3 separate regions of the Mus musculus genome follow, and all the other regions are linked to region 1. The links are chromatin loops, found by intact Hi-C in ENCODE. Cell type or tissue: heart. All regions are shown on one strand. Each heading gives the region's core, and the rest is flanking DNA. Links, peaks and the distances in the headings are about the cores only.

Region 1 (7,600 bases), core at 926-5,925:
ACAAGCATTCTAGCACTGAGCTATGTCCCTAGCATAAGAACTTGTTGGGACTGGGGTCTCATGTATCTCTGGCTAAACATCCCAACAACCTTAAAACACCCAATACTGCCTTCACCTGGGATTACAGGCATGCACCACTAGCACCAGGCTTTTATGTGCCTCTGGTGGTGGATCCCAGATCTTGTGAATTCGTGGCAAGCTATATACCAGTTGAGCTACATTATATAAATATCTAGTCCTTGAATTAGTTTTAAACTTTTTAAATGTGGATGGATGTTCTGCTTGCACCAGCTGTGTGCCTGGTGTTTGTAGAGGCCAGAGGGTGTTGGATTCCCTAGGACTGGAATTACACATGGTTGTGAACTGTCATGTGGATGCTAGGAATTAAACCCAGGTATCTGGAAAAGCAGATAGTGCTGTTAACCAGAGTCACTATTCCAGCCCCTTGAGTCTTTACCACTACTACATCTGCTACCAAGCATTGCCAATTTGCCAGCTAAATGATACTTGAGGATAATCAGAATCTATAAAGTACCTGCAAATTATTTCAAACAACATTTTAAATTGCTAATAAGTTTATTCATGATTGAAACCAAGGAGGATTTAGAAATACATTTTAATATCTTGCTGATAAAATAGTAACATTCCACCTTTGTGATCTGATAATACAGAAGATAACTGCTTTAATACTCTATTATAACCAGGTAACCAGAACACACACACATACACACACACCCACCCACACCCCACCTACTTTAGTGTTAACACCACACTAACTTTTCATAAAGGCCGTCTTGAAGATCTCTACTTGATAGCTGAGTAAATAGCGTCCAATACTAAGACTAGGGAAGAGATGAGATAGTAAGCACACGTTTCAAGCTCACTTTTAAGCACATGACATTATGAATATTAAAGACAAATGATGCAAAAAAAAAAAAAACACCGTAATTCAGCATTTTACTAAAGAGCATTTGGCATTATTTCAACGCATGAGGAGGCTGTGCTTGGGCCCATCTACTCTTTCTAGCTTCTCAAAGTGTTTCCTGGCATTACGAATGTTGATCAGAGTAGCTGCAGAAGGGATGGATGGATCTGACATGACCACCATCACGTACGTGTTTGATGTAAAGATGTCGATGAAGGCAGCGAAGTTAGAATTCCTCACTTCCATGCTCTGGAAAGAAGCGGCCAATTTACTGCAGCTCAGCTTAAACTGCTTGATGATGTTGCTGATCTTCTCAAAGCGGTGCACATCTCGCTGCTCTTTGCACTGGTAGTGGGAAATCACCAAGAACGTAGCTCTCTCGAACAGCAGAACTTCATCAGCCTCAATAATCTGGGCAAAATTCCTTAGGTTCATCTCCAGCTGCTGAACGTTGGGGATCAGCTGATAGACGATGCTGGACCAGGCTTTGTAGAGCGTCTCATCCCAGATGGACGTTCGAAAACAAGCGCACTCCAGCGGGCGAGACAAACGCCTCAGGTCTTCCTCTCGCTCTTTAAAAATCAGGTCACGTTGATCTTCCTGAACCAGATCCATTTTGTGCACCAGGCAGAAGATTTTGGCGTCAGGTGAATTCTGGAGGATGGCTTCCAGACACGATTGGTAATAATGCATATCTTTTTCCAGTTCGCGGCTCTCTACGTCAAACACGTATATCAGAACCTCCACATTACGGAAGATGTTGTCCCGCTGGCTGGTGAAGTAATTTTCCATAAAGGTGTCCTGGCCGCCACAGTCCCACAGGTTCAGCACCAGGTTCCCCAAGAATCGGACGTGGGAGTGCTCCACGTCGATGGTGGCACCCAGGCGCCTAGTGTCGCGCGCAATATAATTTGCAAAGATGATCGACCTCATGCTGGTCTTCCCCGACCCGCTCTTTCCCATCAACAGCACCTTTTTCTTCATGGCTGTATTGGGCATCACCTGCCGGCGTCGCCACGGACTGGGCCTGAGGCACGGCCTAACGGCGGACCGACCAAGGATGGGGACGGCGGGACACCGAGCACCGACCGGCAGCGGAGGCCGTGCACGCGAGCTGGGGGCAGGAAAGACCGCGGCGAGGCGAGGTCTCAGAAAACAGCGCCCGAGGCAATGGCCACAGCCGCTCCGAGCTAGCGAGAGCAGACCAGTGATGTGATCAGCTTCGGCCCGGCCGCCACCCACTTCCCGCCGGCATCTCGCGAGAACTCCGAGGGCCTGCCGCCACCCACTTCCGGTGGCGACATCGCGAGAACGTCGGCTACTCCTTTGAGACCCTTGGAATTCTAAGAAACTGCTTCTTCCATTGCAATCTAGCGCACAGCGAGTTAAAATGAAAGGGCGAGCCCACGCTGGGGTTTTGTTCTGCTTGGGTTGCCCTGGGTCTTTGCAGAAGGGGTCGAGTGAACCTGGGAGGGAGAATGCTGCCCCCGCGTGGCCAAAAGTCCTCACACGCCCACTGCCATTATCACCTCAGAGAGATAATAGTGCTGTAGGCTTGACAATCAGGCAGGTAGAGGAGCGGGGATGACAAATGAAAACCAGCAGAAAGAGATTTCGAAAAACTAATTGCCCAGGGCTAGGCAGTTCCTTACCAGGGAGACATCCTGATTCCTTGTTCTTTTTACCTCAGCTTGAGAATGTGTAATTAGAATCCAAAACTCGAGTAGAGGGTAATATGGAACACCATGCAATAGCTTCGTCCTCACGGTTACCGTGTGAACAACTGTTTTCAAACCTGAGGGGGTTAACGAGTCTGAGTGCCTTAGAAGGTCTGCTCACTTAGCCATAGGCCACATGGCCTCAAGCCTTTAAGAAGAGATAAGCAGTGTCATCCAGTAAGTTGAGGCTGAGTCAGTAGAATTACCAGGGCACGTCATATTCCTAAATTAGGACACTGCATCCTTATTGTAAAGCCCTTTCCAGGTTGTATACTACACTGTACCAATGAAGACATTTTCTCACTTATTCATTCAAAAATTGGATGTTGGGGCTAGAGACATAGCTTATCATTTAAGCCATGGTCTCCCGCACAGATATGGTGCACACACACACACACACACACACACACACACTGCTCTTCCAGAGAACCTGGGTTTGCTTCCCAGCACCACTGTGACTCCTTGAAACTGTAACTTCAGTCCAGGGGATGATGCCTTCTTTCAACCTCTGTGGGCACTGCATGCATATGATGCATAGACACACAGGCAAAATATGAATTTACATAAATAATGTTTACAATATGCAAGAAAATTCAAAAGTGGGCTGGCAAGATGGCTAAGCGGGTAAGAGCACTGACTGCTCTTCTGAAGGTCCTGAGTTCTAATCCCAGTAACCACATAGTGGCTCACAACCACCCCGTAATGAGATCTGATGCCCTCTTCTGGTGTGTCTGAAGACAGCAACAGTGTACTTATCTATAATAATAAATCTCTGGGCTGGAGTGAGCAGAGGTCCAGAATTCAATTCCTAACAACCACATGAAGGCTCACAAGCATCTGTGTAGCTACAGTGTACTCATATACATAAAAAAAGACAATTTAAAAGTAATCATTGTTGCAGGATATTTGATCACACTGAACCCTGAGAGTGTATTGTTTACTAAAAGACAAACAAAAACAAAAAAACGATTTCTAGTTGTGATGTGGCTCAGTCATAGCACACACCTTTAATTCCTCTGGTTAGAATACAGATATGCCCTTAGAACACACTTTTAATCCCAAACAGTGAAGGTAAAGTTAGTTTGTAGAAGAAAGCACCTTGTTTGAAAGTTATGTCTAATTGAGTGGCAGACAAAGTAACAAATCAGAGAAAGATTTGACAGAATAGGCTACACCCAGCTCTCAAGAGGAGAGGGGAAAGAGGTTACATAACCAATAGCAGCACACACACACACACACACACACACACAGAGAGAGAGAGAGAGAGAGAGAGAGAGAAAGAGAGAATCTACCAGGACAGTTACAAAGAGAAAAGGTTGAAAAGAGAGAGCAAGCTAAACACAGGGGAAGGCAGAGGAGCCAGAGACTGAGAAGGAGTCAGAAGATTAGAACAGATTGCCAAAATCAGTATGAGGCCAAGCAGAGCAATTAAGAAAAGGCCGAGAGAGAGAAGCCAGATTGAATCAGTCAGTTTGGAGAGGAGTTTGAGCCAGAACAGCTGAGTTGACCAGCCAGCCAGAGATCAGAACAGGAAAAGGTGAGCTTATTCAGCAGTAAGTCTCACAGGCAGGAAACATTCTAGCCCTAGATTAGATTGTATGGAAGCTAGAAGCTTCTAGGACCTGGCCTAGGTTAGCAGACAGAGACAGTAAGCCTTGGGGATGACAATAGGAGTAGAAAAGATACATTTACAAGCCATTGCTCCCTTTTATGCATTATTTAGTTAGTGTGTGTGCGTGTGCATGTGCACGTGCATGTATGTTGAAATAGATGTCTTACTTAGGGCTGGCCATTCAGTAGTCACTCTCAGTTCTTTGACCAGTTATGAGTCTCTGCACTAATTGCTGCCCACTACAGAGAATCTGCTCTGGTTGAGGCTGAGGACAGAACTAATCTATATGTAAACATAAATATTTAGAAGGGAGTTGGGCATGCCCATTTAGCAAGATAACTTGTAGGTTCCTCAAGTTTACAGTACCAGACATGAATTCTCTCCTTTGCAACAGGCTTCAGATCCAATGCAAAAGCAGTTGGTTACCTCATAACCTTTGTGTTGCTATTGTACCAGTGGGCATGGCAGGTTGGTGTTATAGCCTTCAGGGTTCACCACTGGGTAGTATCACTGACGACTTCCCCTGCAGTCTGCTTAGTTAGTACCCTCTGGCACACGAAAACTCGCCAGCAGGGAGGAAGGCTTTAGGTCTGTTCCAGCTCGATGCCCCCTCCCCTGCCCCTAGTTTGATGTCTTTATGCTCTGCAACCAAAATATATTCTGTCTCGAGCAATAGTGTCTTACTATCTAGTTATGGTCAGTAACCAAGAGCAACCGCAATCACCAGTGTTGTTTGGGGAGCCTCTGGGGCCTTTCTGACCCTGATCCCAGGTCTGGAACTGAGTTTTTGTTTAATAACACACATCTTCTGGGGGAAGTTTTGACTACCCATGCTGGGTACCTGTGTTTAAAGTTACACGCACATTTTAATTAGCCTACACATAGTGGGTCTTCATAAATGCTTTCCTTAGATCCTTTGTTTTGGTTAACAAACTCCTCCCTCATGCTGTACCCCGACCCAATCACTGCTTAAAGTTTTAGCCTCCAGTATTCTCCCCCCTCTATTTTCCTATTGTATGTATTCTATATACCCTCACCCATGAAGAGCCCTCACCCCTACATGGCCCTTTTTAGCTTCCTGAGTTTGACATGTACTCCCAAGTAAGCACAGATCTGAAAGTTCAATAGCCTTTGTTCTGAACATTTAGTGTTTTAATTTTGTCAGATGTGTGTGTGTGTGTGTGTGTGTGTGTGTGTGTGTGTCTGCCTGTCCATCTGTGTGAGTGTACACCACTTGTGCATCAGAGAAGGCACTGAATTCTGAACCAAGGTTACAGGCAGTGGAGAGCCACCTTAGCTAGGTGCTGGAAACCAAACTTGACTCCTCTAGAGGAATGAGGAATACTAATTGTAGTGAGGATTTTTGTTTTCTAGTTGGGGGGTTGGAAGGGATTGGGGTAAAGAAAGATGGTAAGAAAAAGATCCCACTAAAATAACCAGAAGGCCAGCTACAACTGATAACTCCTGAACTCCCAGTCCCAAGTAGTTTAGTTGTCATATGGTGAGAGGAGTCTCTTTTCTGATCTGTCTGTGTGGTGTTGTAAATGCCTTGTGTGTCTGGACTGGCATCTCCTTTCCTAAATCTGGGATTTTTTTTTTCCTGCTTGGTTCCCTTGAAAACACTTTTCATGTCTCTAGAATGAGATTCTTCTGTTTCTTCAATGCTGATAATCTAACAAATTTGGCCTTTTCCAAATGTCATATGTATATTGGAATTGCCATTGGAGTCTTCTTATTTTTTTTCTTTGTCTTTGTTAGATTTTGTTCTGCTTTCTCCATCTTGTCTTCAAGATATTCTGTCCTCCCCATCCCCCGTCCATTCTTGCTGATTCTTTCCACAGAGTTTATTTGATCTATTATGCTTTTTCACTTCCAGATTTGAGATCAGTTTTTCTTCAACCTTTCTCCCTCTGTTGAATTCCTTTCATACCCATTATCTTTCTTATTTCACACAGCTGTTTGTTTGCGTCTTGGAACATGCATACAGTCACTATTTTGAGTTCCATCTTTTGGGGTATCGCTGTAACCACCATGGCTAGCAGAGTAATAACTGGTGGGGTGCGAGAGGTGGTTTCCTTCAACATTGCTGTGTAGCCGGTATTTGTTCAGACTTTGGGAATCAGACCCTGAATAGCTCATTGTAGGCATTTTGAAGGACTGAAAATTTTCTTGTAAACTTTCCTGGTGATAACCTACTCCTGAGTGAACAATAAAGTGTTCAACATGACTACATTGGAACTCTGGAAGCAACATGTGACATCTTCAATAAAGATGAATTCTACAGATTCACTCTAACTGACACTTTCCATAAAGATAGGTTGTATAGATTGACAAGCTCCTGATAAGTTCCAGGAGGAGGATCGGATGTGGCCTTGACTGCATAGCTACCCCAAAGCTCACCCGACTGTTAACCACACCTGCTCCTGGCCTTCTGGGCTGATAACAGGTTTTTACATTCCTTTCTTTGAATGAACAACCCTGTGTGTTTAACACTCCTGGTTCCCCTATTGCTAATCTGTGAGCACAATAGCCCCCATGCCTCCAATATACCATCCCCTTTATTTTTTTAAAGAAAAAAAATGTGACTGTAATAGAGGCCAAGGTTCAATGTATTGCTTCATGGCTAATCTAACTAATATAGACCAGTATAACAGAATTGTAAGCCTAGCTAACTGAGGACTAAGGAAAGGGGAAAGCCATCTTAACCATGATAATCATTTGTACTGGCTGGTTTTGTGTGTCAACTTGACACAGGCTGAAGTTATCACAGAGAAAGGAGCTTCAGTTGGGGAAGTGCCTCCATGAGATCCAGCTGTGGGGCATTTTCTCAATTAGTGACCAAGGGGGACGGGCCACTTGTGGGTGGAACCATCTCTGGGCTGGTGGTCTTGGGTTTTATATAAGAGCAGGCTAAGCAAGCCAGGGGAAGCAAGCCAGTAAGTAACATCCCTCCTTGGCCTCTGCATCAGCTCCTGCTTCCTGACCTGCTTGAGTTCCAGTCCTGACTTCCTTCAGTGATGAACAGCAATGTGGAAATGTAAGCTGAATAAACCCTTTTCCCCCAATTGCTTCTTGGTCATGATGTTTTGTCCAGGAATAGAAACCCTGACTAAGATACCATTCAAAGTCACTTAAAGAGATTTTATCTTCCTGTGAAGATCATTAATTTGATCACCCATAGTATGAGAGAAATCTGACACATTTAAGCAGCACACACAGGAAACGGCTAACAACCAAGATTGTGCTTGAGCAACAATGTCTTAGTTAGGGTTTTACTGCTGTGAACAGACACTATGACCAAGGCAAGTCTTTTAAAGGACAACATTTAATTGGGGCTGGCTTACA
Region 2 (7,600 bases), core at 848-5,847, 77 kb before region 1:
CAGAGTAGAGGGACTCTTGGTACTACACCTGGCTTGGAGCATTCACATGCAATAAGTACATACATGCTTTTTCTTGTGGAGACTGGTCTTGCTACACAGCTCTGGCTGCCTTCAGTCTCCTGAGGACTGAGATTATAGGCATGCGTCACAATGCTGCCTACTCAATTCTGAAAGTCTCCTCTTGTGTTTCTCCATTACAAGAGTTTCAGTGCTAATTAAATTGATTATGAAGAGGAGACAGGTTTGACATTTCTTCCTTAGCAACAGAATACAGACTAGAGGTGTGTATGCCTTTAGTTCCTGCACTTGAGAAGCAGAGGCAGACAGATCTCTGAGTTCAAGGTCAGCCTGGTATACAAAACAACTGGCAGCCAAGGACACACAAAACAACAATAAAACCAGACAACAATGCAAGTCTGTTTTAGATGAAGCCCCTGCTGCCTGTCACGACCTGTGAACACTGATCTCAGTTTTGCCTGTCTGTGTCTTTGTTTAGAGAACTTATACAAGCATGCTTCTCATTGTCTTTTAGATGTTTGGTGTCTTCAAATATTGCAGCTTCTTTGTGGCATAATCTGACAGAAAATTAGTTTTAATGGATTTCCTAACATGGTTTCTTACTTACCATGGTAGGTTAGTAAATAATAACTGTGTAAGCTCTGGTGTGGTGAGCCTGCCAGCAGGTCAGTCAGTCAGTCAGTCAGTCAGTCAGTCAGTCAGTCAGTCAGTCATCCATCCATCCGTCTGTCTGTCCGTCCATCCATCCATCCTTCCATCCATCCATCCATCCATCCATCCATCTGGCCCAGCTCACTGGATGGTGTCATCCCTGAGCTGGTGTTTCTGGGTGCTATGAAAGAGGAGGCTAAATTATCTCATCCATCCAGTCAGTCAGCCAGCCAGCAGGCAAACAAAGAAACAAACTCAAGAGGTTGTGAAGTGCTGTCCATTAGTCTTAGTTTTCTCATTTTTTAGAGATCAAACTATCCTGGAACTCACTTTGTAGACCAGACTGGCCTTAAATGCAGAGATCTGATTGCCTCCTAAATGCTGGGATTAAAGACATGTGCTACCACTGCCTGTCAAGGATACTAATTCTTTCTTTCTTTTTTTTTTTTTTTAAGATTTATTTTATTTGTATATGAATACACTGTAGCTGTCTTCAGACCAAAAGAGGGCATCAGATCTCATTACAGATGGCTTTGAGCCACCATGTAGTTGCTGGGAATTGAACTCAGGACCTTTGGAAGAGCAGTCAGTGCCCTTAACCACTGAGCCATCTTTCCAGCCCCCAGGATACTAATTGTTAAATTGTCTTTATTACAAAACTAACTTGCTATGTATAACACTTTAGCCTAGGAAGGTATAGGAACCCCAGAGCAACAAATTGATCAAAGTGAAAGAAAATACTGACTTAGGTGGTATTTCCTGTAAGTGGGGAAGAAAATGTCTAACAGCTCCTAGAAGTTAAAGGTGAGAAAAGTGATGGACTGTGTTAATTGACATTTGACAGAAGGATGACAAGCTTACATGGCCTATGTGTAAATATCAATGATGTCAATTTTGATAAAAGTTGATCAGAAAATGGTTACCATTTAAATTATGTTTTTGTTTTTGATGCTTTTTAAATATTTATTTATTTTATGTATGTGAGTGCACTGTAGCTGTCTTCAGACGCACCAGAAGAGGGCATTAGACCCCATTACAGATGGTTGTGAGCTACCATGTAGTTGCTAGGAATTGAACTCAGGACCTATGGAAGAGCCGCCAGTGCTCTTAACCACTGAGCCATCTCTCCAGCCCTTTAGAAAGCCGAAGGAATTAGGAAGCAAATAGGAAGATTAATCTGAAACAAAACATAGAGTGAGTTTATAGTATGTATATAGGTAACAGACTTATCTATAATCCTTTACTAAAAACAAGACCCTTAGTGTAGGCTTTATAAAATATTTTATTTTTAGAAGTTCCTTGACACAGGACCTAATGGTGCATATCTTAGTCCCAGCAGATCAGAGCAGGCCTGGTCTAGAAGATGAGTTGAAGGCCAGATTATTTGACATTATGAGACTTAGTTTCAAAAAATAAAATAAAATAAAAATTTTTTAAAAAAAATCAAAGATGGGCTGTTGACACAGAGCAGTATGGGGAATCAAGAGGGATCTTTGGAGCTGGAGAGGCAGCTTTAGTGATAATGTGTTTGTCTGATATGTGCAAGATCATGGCTTCGGTGCCTAGCATAGGGAAGAACAGAGCAAAACAAAATGCTCAAATGAATCAGATACAGAGGAGTGGACATTGGTTAGGTGAATCAGATGCAGAGGTGTGGACATTGATTAGGTGGCTGACAATAGATAATAACAATCGTTATAACCTGCACCTATTCTGAGAATGCTAACTTCCTCGGACTCGTTAAGTCAAGAGCAAACCACTGCATTGCTCCCCAGAGCATCCCACTGAGGGCAAGTGAGTGCGGGCAGCTTGGTGTGGCCCATTCGGAACAGCCCATTCGGCTGTTTCTAACTGTTCAGTATAGGAAAGCAAAGGAAACTGACCTAGATGCTCCAGGCCCTCTGGGATGCAAGCACATTCTCAGGCTCACAGTCGGCACTGCGAGTGCACATTTACCAGCAGTTTAAATCCCTACGGATAGCCTTTCTATTCCTGTAGTTGCCTCTTACATTATCCGGGACCCAGGGCCAATCAAAAAAGACCTGAAAGTGTTTAGTGGCATCTTGTGGAAATTTGCCATACTGTGTGAATTCATGATATGTAGCGTGTGAATGGTGCCCCCTAGGGGTTGCGTGATGAATAGCCTGAAAACAAAAAACAAACAAACAAACAACAACAACAAAAAAAACCGTGGTATCTCTGGCTCAGGATATTCTAGTTTTCATGACAGAAAGAACAGCTGGCTTTCTGTCCTTGGGGAGGGTCTATGGCTACCTCATTGGTGCCGCACTGTGCAGGCCATACTGACTCCACCCTCCATCCTCACCTGATAGTCATCTTTTCAGCAAAACACTTCTTACAGGCCTGCTTTAGCAGTATGTAACTGCTTGTTCATGCCAACAAAACAAGTATTTATTTTCTAATTCTGGGAAATGAGTGTGAAGCATTGCCCAAAGCCCTGAAAAGGTGGTGGGCAAGATCACCAACTTAGAACTTAAACTCACCAAACATGGTAGACCATGGCTACTTTTAGCTGCCCCTTCCCTCTCCCATTTCCTTCATAGCACACAGGTTGACTATGGAGACAGCCTAATAGTGTAAAGGAACTTGCACACTGAATTAATGGGGTTATATGGAAGGTGAGTTGTTCATATGGCCCTCCTAAACCATCCTAAGGCCTTAAGTAAGTGAATGTGGGTGGATGGGGGGCGTGGTGCATGTGTGTGGGTTAGTAGAGGGGGTGGTGTTGGTGAAGGTGGATGGGTTGTTGGTTTTAAGGATTAGAGCTCTGCAAGTGGAACCTCCAACATTCTCCAAAGGATTGGTATGTAGGTCACTAGTGTTCATTGATGCCCTTTCACAAGTGAGTGCACACCATCTTTATTCTTCACCTGGTAAGTTGGATACTTCAATGAAGAAAGAGGTTGAAAAGAACTAAGGAGTATAGTGGGGACTTGGTCCAATGTCTTACTGATGTCAAAGTGCAGATACAGAGACAGAGACAGAGACAGAGACAGAGACAGAGACAGAGATACAGATACAGATACAGATACAGATACAGATACAGATACAGATGATACAGATACAGATACAGATACAGATACAGATACAGATACAGATACAGATACAGATACAGATACAGATACAGATACAGATGATACAGATACAGATAATATATAGAGTTCCCATTCTAACACTTAACTCTCTGGCAGGAGAAAACCACAGCTGGCTTTCTTGTTTGGCAACTAGAAAACTCCTGTTTCTCTCTTTTGTGTTACAGTTTCATGCTCTATCTTATAATTTAGTAAAAGCAAATATAGTGCACCAGGCATGGTGACTCATGCCTGCAATCCAAAGATTTTTAAGGCTGAGGCAGGAGAACCTGCCACAAGTTTGAGGCTATTCTAATCTTGGCTATGGAGTCACAAAAAAACCGCATGTACACAAATATTATGTTATGACATAGATTTAGTAAAAGGGAAAAATATAAAGGAATGGGTATTAATGCAAATGGTTTGGTAGATGTTAAAATATACGTTCACTAACAATAGCTCAGGGAAGAAGCTAAGCAAGTGTATCTTTGAGCCTACAAAAGGCTACCATGAGGGTTGGCTTTTCTGCTGATGCTCTGAATCAATTTCTGTAACACTGCTGAGCTCTGTGGTTCTCAGGTTGATAAAACCTTTGCAAAGTGAACTCTGCTGAAGAGCTACAATGCAAAATACTGTATCAAGGGAAACGTAAGGGATACATTAGTGAGAACTGTACCTCAGATGCACAGATCTTCGGCTCCTGGGTTCTTAGGGAAAAGTCCAGTGAAGGACACAAATAGAAGAGGGCCTGGTGATTAAGTGAAGACTTTCCTGGTTTCCACGCCCCTCATTTCCCCCACATTGTTAGGGAATAAAATAGAGCAAGCACCACATTTACTGTGCTGGGGATGGGGAGATGGCTGAGTTGGTAAAGTGCTTGCTTCCCAAGTGGTCAAGTGCTGCTGAATTTGGACCACTCCATATTTAAACCTGGAGCTGGGGTGTGGTCTGAAACCCAGCAGAATAAGCAGAACCCGGGGACACATGGCCAGCCAGCCTAGTGGAGTCAAGGCCATCTAAGCTCAGTGGGAGATTCTGCCTCAAAAAATAGGTGAAGAGTGTTTGAGGAAGACACATTAAATCAACCTTTGGTGGCTGGAGAGATGGCTCAGTGGTTAAGAGCACTGACTGCTCTTCCAGAAGTCCTGAGTTCAAATGCCAGCAACCACATGGTGGCTCACAACCATCTGTAATGGGATCTGATGCCCTCTTCTGGTGTGTCTGAAGACAGCTACACTGTGCTTATATAAAATAAATAAATAAATCTTTAAAAAAAATCAACCTTTGGGCTCAAGTGTGGGCACATGTATACCCACACCCTCATGCCACACAAACATTTATATTTTGATCATTCTGAGACAGGAGTTTGCTAAGTATCTCTCTCTGTTATGATTCAATGTAACTCTGGCCGGCTTGCTTTTTAGTTTTTCAGATCTTGACTGGCTTTGAACTTGCTGTGTAACTGAGGCTGATCTTCAACTCCTGATCTTCTAGCTCCACTTCCTACATGCTGAGATTACAGATGGGAGCCACATACATGCCTCATTCAAGCCATGATTTTGATATGTAACTCAGCAACACTAAATATGTTCACAATGTAGTCCAACTCTCACCATCATTCACTACAGAGACTTTTCTCAGTCATGTAAAATATCTTGTCTGTTTATGCCACAGGGTAAAACAGTAGCTCCTTGATCCATTTCTTCATTTCTGCCCTTTTATTTGGGGGTAGTTTTTGTTGTTGTTGCTGTTAGTTGATTTGGCTGTTAGAACATTTGCTTTCCCCTAATATTTTCTTTTTGGCTGGAGCCATCCAGTCTACACTACTGTATTTCACAGCTCCCTTTTTACCTCCCTGTGTGTTGAAGGTGGAACCCAGGGCCTTTGAGCTCACTAAACACAAGCTTACCAATGAGCTACACCCCTGGCCCCTTGAGATGACTATTTTAAAGTTTTATTTGAGGCAGGTTCTCTCTATGTAGCCCAATCTGGCTTTAAGCTTACCATTGTCTTGGCCTCTGCCTCCTGAGTGTTGTATATCAAAATTAGAAAAGAAATTGCTATTTCAGTTCCTAGACAAGTCCTACAAAATTAAAACATTATTATTTAAAAAGAATAATAACTCAAAATGCTCTCTCTCTTTCTCTCTCTCTCTCTCTCTCTCTCTCTCTCTCTCTCTCTCTCTCTCTCTCTCTCTAGTTTTTGAGAGTGTCCCACTATGTAGTAGCAAGGCTGGACTGAACTTACAGAGATCTGTCTGCTTCTGCGTCCAGAGTGCTGGGATGAGAGTTGAGCCCCTGGCACACAAGAAAGTATTTTACAGAGTCTGCTCTAGCGGTGAACTGGGAAAGGGAGGTTTCCGTGTGGTGGCGGCACTGTCTATGTTCTCAGCACTCAAGGGTGGAGGCGTGAGGAGCTGCTTTGGATCTGACGTTCACGTCCTAACTGCCTGTTCTTTTGACCGCAGTCATCGCCAAGAAGAGGGCGTATGTGGTAACATCTGAGCTTCTTCTCTTACAGATGCTTGACTTCCCTGCTGCTGACTCGACATCTGACACTGACGAAGTTCCTGATATTATTCCGTTGGAAGCGGATGATTGAACCCAATGACCACACACTCACAGCCCTGTCCTCTTAAGGCAAAAGACCACCCAACTAACACAAGGAAAGACACTATTTTATTGAAAATGTAATATATATCTTTTTTTTTTAAATGGTTGCCTCTGTTTTATTCCTGTGTCTTTGGTGAACATTCATCTACTATTTGGCTGCTTGATCTTAGTTGTAAATGATGTGAACTTTCGTAAGAGATCTTGTTATGCATCCTGTGTCATTTTATAGAATTCTTTAATGTTTAATTGCTGAAATGCCTTTATAATAATATTGGGCTGTAGACCTGTGAGTTGGCTTAATGGGTAAAAGTGCTTCCTGCCCAGCCTGATGGTCTGAGTTTGACTCTTTCAAACTGTGAGACCCCGACTTAGAGCATTTCTCCCTGAAAGGTAAAGCCCCTAAAACATTCCCCCAAGCTTGTTTTCCCCATCTCTGGGGATACAGCCAGAAAGAAGCTCTTTGTTCTTTATAGCTAGCAAAAAGCCTTTTTTGTTTCTGTGCCTTTCAACCATAGATGTGATAATTGTAGGAAGACCTAGCCAGGCACTTGCTTGGCTCCCTGTGCCAAGGACAGGGAGATAGACGCTGGAGAGGAGCTACAGCTCACCCCCCCCCCCACCGCTCGCCAGAGAGGAGCTGCAGCCAACTCTCCTCCCAACTCCTCCCAACTCTTCTCCCAACTCCTCCCAATTCCTCACTTTTCCTTAAAAAGCCCCCTACTGCTACCACTCAGGGTCGAACTCCCCTGCCCTGCACAGCGAAAGGAGTTCATCCTCAGCTAGCTGATAATAAAGCCTCTTGCAGTTAGCATCAGGTGTGGTTTTCTCTGGAGTCATTGGGGTGCCGGCCAGCTCATCCTGGGACTTGAGCAGAGGCCCAGCTTCGGGGGTCTTACAGAACCCACATGATGGAATTACTTTCTCAAACTGATCTCTAAACACACACACACACACACACACACACACACACACACACAAATATGTAATAAAAATATAGAAGTTGGGTAGTATAAAATTGGACCAGAGAGTCTTTTTTTTTTTAACTGAACATGGCTATTTTCTGTTTTTTAGGACATTCTTTTGTTTTTTGAAACAGGATTTCCTTGTGTGGCCCTGGGTGTCCTGGAACTCACTACTTAGAACAGGCTGTACTTGAACTCAGAAATCTCATGTATCTCAGGCTGGCCTCAAACTTACTGTATAATTACATATATGAGCCAATGCACC
Region 3 (7,600 bases), core at 848-5,847, 170 kb before region 1:
ATAGTAAAGCACAAAAGTTATGAATGAGAATTGCACTGCCTTTCCTCCACAGCAGTAATGCAAGCAGCAGCAGCGAAACAGGGACAGATAAAAGTCATCCAACTTGAAAGGAGAAAGTATCTCCAGCTTTCTTAGCAAATACTATGAATGTACATGGGAAAAAAAGAAAAAAGAGATATAAGAGCAACTGGAGGGAAAATGAAAGTCTGAGCAGACCACAGTGAGGACGACCTGCAAGCCCTGCATTTGGGAATAGGAGGCAGAAGAGTTTAAGGTCATCCTCAGCTGTGTGGTTAAGTTCAAGGTTACCTAGGCATTTACCTCTCCCAGCATTTACGACAACAGCAAGCATAGGCTTGCCTAAACTATATACCAGGACTTTATACATCCCCTCAATGCCCTCTCCCCAAAAAAGTAGGCATGCCTTTAGTCCCACACTAAGGCAAAAGCAGGAGGATTTCAGAAAATTCAAGGCCTTCTTCCCACAAATACTATTATAAATCTTAAATAATAATAATAAAGTAAACTTGGAATTCCTTATACCATGATGCTAAAAGACCTCTTTTCCTAGGCTATCATACAGGGCATTCCTCCCTGATTTTCAATTGTCTTTTGTGGTGCTCTGTTGTTTCTTCTAAACACAGTGTCACCACTTAACCCAAGCTGTCATGGAATGCTGGGTAGAAAGGCTGGCCTCACTTCTACACAGTCATCCTGCCTCCACCTTCCAAGTGCTGGGGGGATTTCAAGAATGCAGCACCACACCTGGCTTCCCAAAGTTTAACTGCTAAAGAAACTTCCCATTCGACCAAGGCATCCCACTGATACAAATCTATAACACAGACCATCTGAAAGAAGGCATGGCTTGTGCAGCACAGTCCTTAAAAAGGTAACATTTTAATTCATGCGTTATGAAAACTTGTGTCCTAAATTTTCTGCAAGCATTTTCTACTAGAAGTTCAAGTTATAACAGACACTCTGTTTTCAGATCAGAGCAGTCGGATGAGGGCGACAACTGCCACTGACGCAGCTGCTTTCTTTTTCCCTTTACAACCTGTAGCTAAGGTTCAAGAACAAGGCAAAAATGTAGCTTTCAAAGTGAGCAGCGAAACCAATGTGGTATTTGTCTTAGCAGGGAACACCAATGAAAATATGAGATGCTTCAGTCTAAACTGGCAGGTACACAAAAAAGCAAAAGTGCCTTGTCATTACTTACCATGCAAAAGTTACAAACTGCCGGTTCCTACGATGCAGTATGTGTTTCCTTAGACAGAGCTCTTGCCCAAATAACCATCCAAACCTGCCATCCTCAACTGTCACAGCCCACACAACGCGGCAGTTCCTTGTACTTTAAAACATTTGTTTTTAAGAATAGTCTCCACCCACAACTTTTCCACAAATTTCTTCAGCTACAAGCTCAAGTTTATACTACAAACGCTGTGTTTATTCCCACCAGAATGCACTCGTTTACAAATTACACAGGAGTAAATTATTAAAATACAAAACATCAACATTTCTGACACATCTTTTCTATTATTCAAATAAACAAACAATTATACTCCAAGCAAGGTACTACTGGCCAAAAATCAAATGACATGGGATCACTTCTCCAAGACCGGTAATAAAGAGGATTAGACCCCTTAATCTCAATCCATTTCTTTATAAATAGTAAATGGTCAAAGGAGTGGACTGAATAGCAGAAAACCTATTGCCACTAACTAAAAGAGCAATCCAGTAAGAGGCAGGTCATATTCATGAGCACAAATCTAAGATTATGTCTGAGATTTCTAAGTTCCCAGTCTTATCAAGAAGGCAGTTTGCTAACTTTTTAACATTAATATTGAGAGCAAAGCAGAAAATATAGTGGGTTTTATGGTTATAATGACTATGATAAAAAGTTTTCCTTTTGCAAATTTTTTTTAACAAAAAAGTCACATAATGAGTTCTAGATTCGAGGTAGTTTAGTATATTTACATGGTTATCAAATCAAATGAAATGTTTACTGAAAACCTGGCCAACAGGACACTACACCTAAGGATCTTTTCTAGCTTGCTTCTTGGAAGCATGGAGATAAGACGGCAAGACCTATTTCTAGGGACTCGAGTTTGCACACAATTAAGTAGCCTAAGTACGTCAACTGCTCAGACTACAGTGCATGACCTCTCTAGACAAAATCGCACAGCAAGTTGTGCTCTCAGTAGGCAGGAATGACGCCTTCTCTCACATTTGCTCAAGTAACTACAGTAACTGCCTTAAATTTTCCCGTGTGAAACCAACGAAATTTGAAGGGGAGCGGGGGTTGGGGGGGCGGCATTTTAAAAACTGGGTCATTCCTTATTTGTTCTCTCCAAGCACATTCTTCGGGAGGGAAACGGCCTACGAATCACAAAAAGGGGAGGGGGAAGAGGTGACAGCATCTCCAATGCTTTAAAGTTACGGCTCTTACAAGAGTCAGCACTTAGGGGCTCATTAGTTGGCTTTATTTGAGTTTAGTCACTCCAGAGCTGAATGGAGCCTTCCTATAAGTTATCCCCAACAAAGCAGCCCTAAACATCAGCCACGGTCCGGCAGAGGAGGAAATGCCCTGGATTCACCTGCGGCACCTGCCTGCACCCCGGTACCTCCACCTCCGCAGCGTCCACGGATCCTTACGCTCCACCCCAGCTGCCACCGCTCAGCACCCCGCCGGCCGGGCCAGGGCCGGAGAGCCTGGTTCCCGCCTCACCCCGGCGGCAGAGGCCAGGCCCGGTCCCTGCACCGAGTCGATCCTCTCGAGGCCCTCCGGCCGCAGCCTCTCCGAACGGCAGCCCGCGGGCTCCGGGGACCTCCCGCCCACTCACTCAGCGACTAGGCCAGCCGGCCGCTCCCCTCCTCCCGCGCGGTCCCGCACGCTACCTGAGCGGCCTGGCGGAGCGGGAGGAATCGGGCAGGGCAGCGGTGCGGACTCACCTGCGCCGGCCCAGTCGGCGACTGTCCGACACCGGAGCTTCCTGGGGTGAGAAAGCGCCGGCTACGCGGCCTGGGCACCCTCCGCTGGCAGGGCCGGGACTCCGGGGCCCCTCTGCGCCTGCGCCTCCGCGCGGCCGGGTCTCCAGGGGACAGCCTGCAGCGAGGGCAACTGCCGACCGAAGGGCTCGCGGGCCGCGGGCGCTGCGGGAGGACCGACGTCTAGGCACTGCCCGGGGCGAGACTGTCCGGACCACAGACCGCCATGTTTCTGTTCCCTATTCTTTTTTGCCTTCCCTTCCTTCCGCTCTTTTCCACAGAACACCACTTTCCCTCCCTCCGTCCCTCTCCCTTTCCTTCTGCGGGGGCGGTAGAAAGGACGCGGGGGGTGGGGTCCGAGGTCGGACCCGCCCCGCTAGAGCCACGCCCCTGTGGTTGGGCTCCACCCAGAGGTTGACCCACGCCCCCAGACTCCTACCAAGCCTCAGGCTCAGGCCACGCCTCTGCGCTTGTGCCCCGCCCCGCGAGCGCCCTCCTCCTGGCAGAATTCTGGCGGACCTCGGGGCGCTCCTTAGAATCCCGACGCCGAAGCGAGAGTCCTCCAGCTCTCCTGGCGCTAGTTGTAACCTTTCTGTTTGTTCTGCGGTGTTTTGTTTTGTTTTGTTTTGTTTTGTTTTGTTTTGTTTTGTTTTGTTTTGTTTTGTTTTGTTTTGTTGCGGTTGCCTGTGGCAGGTGACTACCGCCTCTCCAGGCTCAGGTTTTCAGAGAATGAGAAAGTGACTTAGAATAGCTCAAGGTCAATGAAAGAAAAAAAAAAGCCTAGAGAGACTTGCAGTTTCTCTTTAGTAGAGGCTGGAAGTTCCACCCATAATTGTGTGACCCCAAAGTCTGAGTGACACTGGAGGGCTGCCCTTCTCTAAGCCATCCAAAGACCTCTGAGAGACCTTAGCTGCGTTGTCTTTCTCTACTTCTATCCAGATTTTGATAACGCCAAACGAGTAACTCTTTAGTTTAGATAATCGTAATTTGCTGCCTCTCAAAGGTAACCTAGATCTCGAGGTAAACATTCTGAAGCTGATGGTTGTGAGCCTCAGGACAGAGTGCTGAGGATTTGACTCTGGTCCTAAAGAGAGCAGCAAGTACTCTGAAATAATAATCTCTTTAGCACCCAATTTTCAGTTCTGCAGGTACTGAAGGACGGAATTGGAGAGTCTTCACTGTAATGAAATTTTGACAAAATATTTTAATTTGTTTTGTTTGTTTGGCAGAAGGTAAGGTGGTGTGTAGGGTCTCACTATTTAGCCCTGGCATTTCCTGCAAGTCTTATTTGTAAATCAGGCTGGCCTTAAACACTCACCCTCCATTGCTGGAATTAAAGACTTGTGCTACCACTTGGTGACAATTTTTTTAGGGTATCAATTTTTCAAGGAACAAATAGCTTAAAATAAGTTACAACTTTTTTCCTCTTGGCAAAAGACAGATTAGGCGGCAGGGGTGGCTGGGGGGGGGGGGAGTAGAACAAAAGTGACTGATGTTTTTGAGCATGTCTTAGTGAAACCCTTTTCTTTGTATGCTGTTAAAAATTTCATTAAGCCGAGCAGTGGTGGCGCATTCCTTTAATCTCAGCACTTGGGAGGCAGAGGCAGGCATTTTCTGAGTTCGAGGCCAGCCTGGTCTACAGAGTGAGTTCCAAGACAGCCAGGGCTATCTATACAGAAAAAAAAAAACCTTGTCTCGAAAAACAAAAAGTTCATTAAATTATTTTAAATATGTGTGCGTAGCGGGTGAACTCCCGTGTTCATAGTGGTCACTTTGCTGAGAGTTTCTCTTTCATTTGCTCACGGTTTTTGCTAACAAGTGTAATAATGTTAAGTCTGGTTGATATGTGCCTGGTTGTCTATTTCTGAAGTTAACTGCAGGTTTGAAAAGTTTTGGCTTTTGACTTCTATAGCAGACACCATTTTCCTAACCACATTCGCAGTCAGAATTGATTCAAGAAGAAACAGTGATATAAATATGGTTCCATTAACAATAGTTAGGAGTTGATCTAGGGCCCTGGAAGCATCCTAACAGTCCAGCCAGCAGAAACGTTAAGGGACACATTCATATTTGAAAACCTAGCTTGTGGACTTCTTTTTTTGTTTGTTTGTTTGTTTGGTTGGTTGGTTTGGTTTTTTTCGAGACAGGGTTTCTCTATATAGCCCTGGCTGTCTTGAAACTCACTCTGTAGACCAGGCTGGCCTCGAACTCAGAAACCCACCTGCCTCTGCCTCCCAAGCGCTGGGATTAAAGGTGTGCGCCACCACTGTCCAACCAACTTGTGGACTTCTTCTACTTCCTCACCAAGGCTTCCAAAATGTTTAATCGGAGCTATGGGTTTAACTTAATAGGAGAGAACTTATTCGGCTAGAGTGAGACCCTAGGTTGGATCTGTCCCTCTGATGGCTGCATATCACTAGCCCTCAGGCACTGAAAGGGCCTCCCCTTCTCCCCATCCCCCATTCTCTGGGACTTGTAAATCAGAAGGTCAGATGCTAGAGAGATGACTTACCTGTGGTACTTTGAAAATGCTTGCCCCAGGGAGTGGCACTATTTGGAGGGTTGGCCTTGTTAGAGGAAGTGTGGATGTGGCTTTAAGACCCTCCTCCTAACCACATGGGAGCCAGTCTTCTCTTATCAGCCTTCAGATGAAGATGTAGAACTCTCAGCTCCTCCTGTACCATACCTGCCTGGATGTTGCCATGCTCCTGCCTTGATGATAATGGACTGACCCTCTGAACCTGTAAGCCAGCCCCAATTAAATGTTGTCCTTGTGAGAGTTGCCTTGGTCACCGTGTCTGCTAACAGCAGTAAAACTCTGACTAAGACACAGCCTTTTCAGGCCTCCAGTGTTACCCATACATACATGTACATATTCACCCACAGGCATACCACCATTCATATAAATAAAAATTAAAACTATGAGACCCTTTAAAAGCAGTAAAGTCAGTGTGCTGGCTTTTCTCAACTGAGGCTCCCTCTTCTACAATGACTCTAGCTTGTGTCAAGTTGACATAAAACTAGCCAGGACACAGGTTGAGCAAACCCTGGGGAGCAAGCCATTCCTTAAGGCTTCTACATCAGCTCCTGCCTCCAGCTTCTAGACCTTCTTGAGTTCCTCTTCTGACTTCTTCCAACAATGCACAGTGGTGTGGACGTGTAAGCCAAATAAACCCTCTCCTTTCCGAATTGCTTTTGGCCACTTACAGTGACCCTAACTAAGACAGAAATGCCAAAACCTTTTCCTACTTATAAGAGAAAGAAGAAAGAAGGAAGGAAAGACAGAAAGAGAGAGAGACAAAGAAAGAAAGAGAGAAAGAAAGGAAATTCAAAGAAGTTATTTTTTTCCACATGATGGATTACAAGATTTGAGAAAATCTGTAATTTTTTAAATTTTTTCTTACTGTTTTCATCATCCTAAAGTTTTACCATAATTTTTTCATCTCTGTTTCCTTCCCAATATCTCCTAGAGTAAACTTGCAAGTTTAACTTTTCATCTGAGCCAGCCATCCTTTATTTTGCATGTCCTTGATCACTCTTGCACATGCACATCCAGGATAAGTAAATTCACTTTGACGTTTAATATAGAATGGTTTGGCTATCCTTCCTGAGGAACTATTTGCAGTTAATAGTTGCTCGGGAGAAAAGAGTCCTTTTTTGGAGACCTAGCCACTTGCCAGAGTCCAGTGCCAGAGTCCACTTCCAGTGGATTGTCCCTCACCCATGGCCATGTGGGCAGCACTAACTGGACCTAATAGAATAAACATATGTTTGGGTGGGAATACATAGGATCATTTCTCATTGTGTACATGAATGAAATTCTAAAGAATAAAGACAAAATTTAATGTTCAATTAAAAAAAATAAATAGGTGATGAACACACGGGCCCAAGATTAAGAATACTTATTCTTACAGAGAACCTGAGACTCCAGTTCTGGGAGACACAATGCCCTCTTCTGGCCTCTGCAATCATCTGCACAAACACGGTGTACATACAAATGATCAGAAACACACATATATAATATAAAATGAATAAATCCTTACCAAAAAAAAAAAAAAAACAAGTTATTTTTCTAAAAAGCTGGAAGAGAACTGGAGAGCCCAATCAACATATAGCTGTTATAATCATTAGAGCATTAGAGTTTTATTTAACTTATAGATACGAGCATACGTACAGGCCAGGCATGGTGGCACATGCATTTAATCCCGGCATTCAGGAGGCAGAGGCACATAAATCCCTGTGAGTTCCAAGCCTCCCAGGCTACCTAGTGAAACCCTGTCGCTAAATAAATAAAAACATACATAAGGGATGAGGGCGTAGCTCCGTTGCAGCCCTCTTGCCTAGCATGTACGAGGTCCCAGGCTGACCCGGCTTCACAAAAAGAGGAGGGTACACAGGAGTATTCTGGCCAACCCTCTGAAAAAGGAAGTGTCATTCTAGCTCCCGGCCTGCTGAGTGAGTGCTTAAGATCACTGGAGAGTGTGGATTTGCAAGGCTAAAGCACTAAATAGGCAGGAGGATTCGGATTCGGTGGCCCTCTTCACGGCTACATCTTACAGGTGTCATTTTCCTCATTCTCCCTGTTCCCTTCAAAATCTCCTAAACATTGCCCTGT

Evidence for each region. Peaks named below come from ENCODE experiments on the same cell type or tissue, not always from the same donor. Only the 100,000 strongest peaks of a DNase experiment are listed, where the experiment ranks them.
Region 2: a loop joins it to region 1, with 2.0 times the contacts of the local background. A loop is called at or near these places in 1 of 42 quality-filtered maps.
Region 3: a loop joins it to region 1, with 3 times the contacts of the local background. A loop is called at or near these places in 1 of 42 quality-filtered maps.

Annotation. Positions count from the first base shown.
Region 1 is chr4:86,570,243-86,577,842 of GRCm38, reverse strand. It overlaps Rraga (Ras-related GTP binding A), which reads right to left and starts at 2,170. Exons shown (of 1, transcript NM_178376.3): 1 at 558-2,170. The coding sequence starts at 1,924. The coding sequence ends at 983. In heart, for the core only: a CTCF peak has its summit at 3,373 (motif pointing left); a DNase peak (open chromatin) is centred at 2,172; H3K4me3 peaks cover 1,950 bases; H3K27ac peaks cover 1,746 bases.
Region 2 is chr4:86,647,261-86,654,860 of GRCm38, reverse strand. It overlaps a transcript of Plin2 not described here. Among named protein-coding and RNA genes, the nearest start is that of Plin2, 19 kb to the left of the region's middle. In heart, for the core only: CTCF peaks have their summits at 1,680 (motif pointing right), 2,790 (motif pointing left) and 4,976 (motif pointing left); no DNase peak of the experiment used is centred there.
Region 3 is chr4:86,744,262-86,751,861 of GRCm38, reverse strand. Dennd4c (DENN/MADD domain containing 4C) reads right to left here and starts at 3,307. Exons shown (of 32, transcript NM_184088.1): 1 at 2,950-3,307. It overlaps Gm6521 (predicted gene 6521), which reads left to right and starts at 2,458. Exons shown (of 1, transcript NR_168733.1): 1 at 2,458-4,337. In heart, for the core only: CTCF peaks have their summits at 3,269 and 3,476; DNase peaks (open chromatin) are centred at 3,081 and 3,371; H3K4me3 peaks cover 2,423 bases; H3K27ac peaks cover 1,898 bases.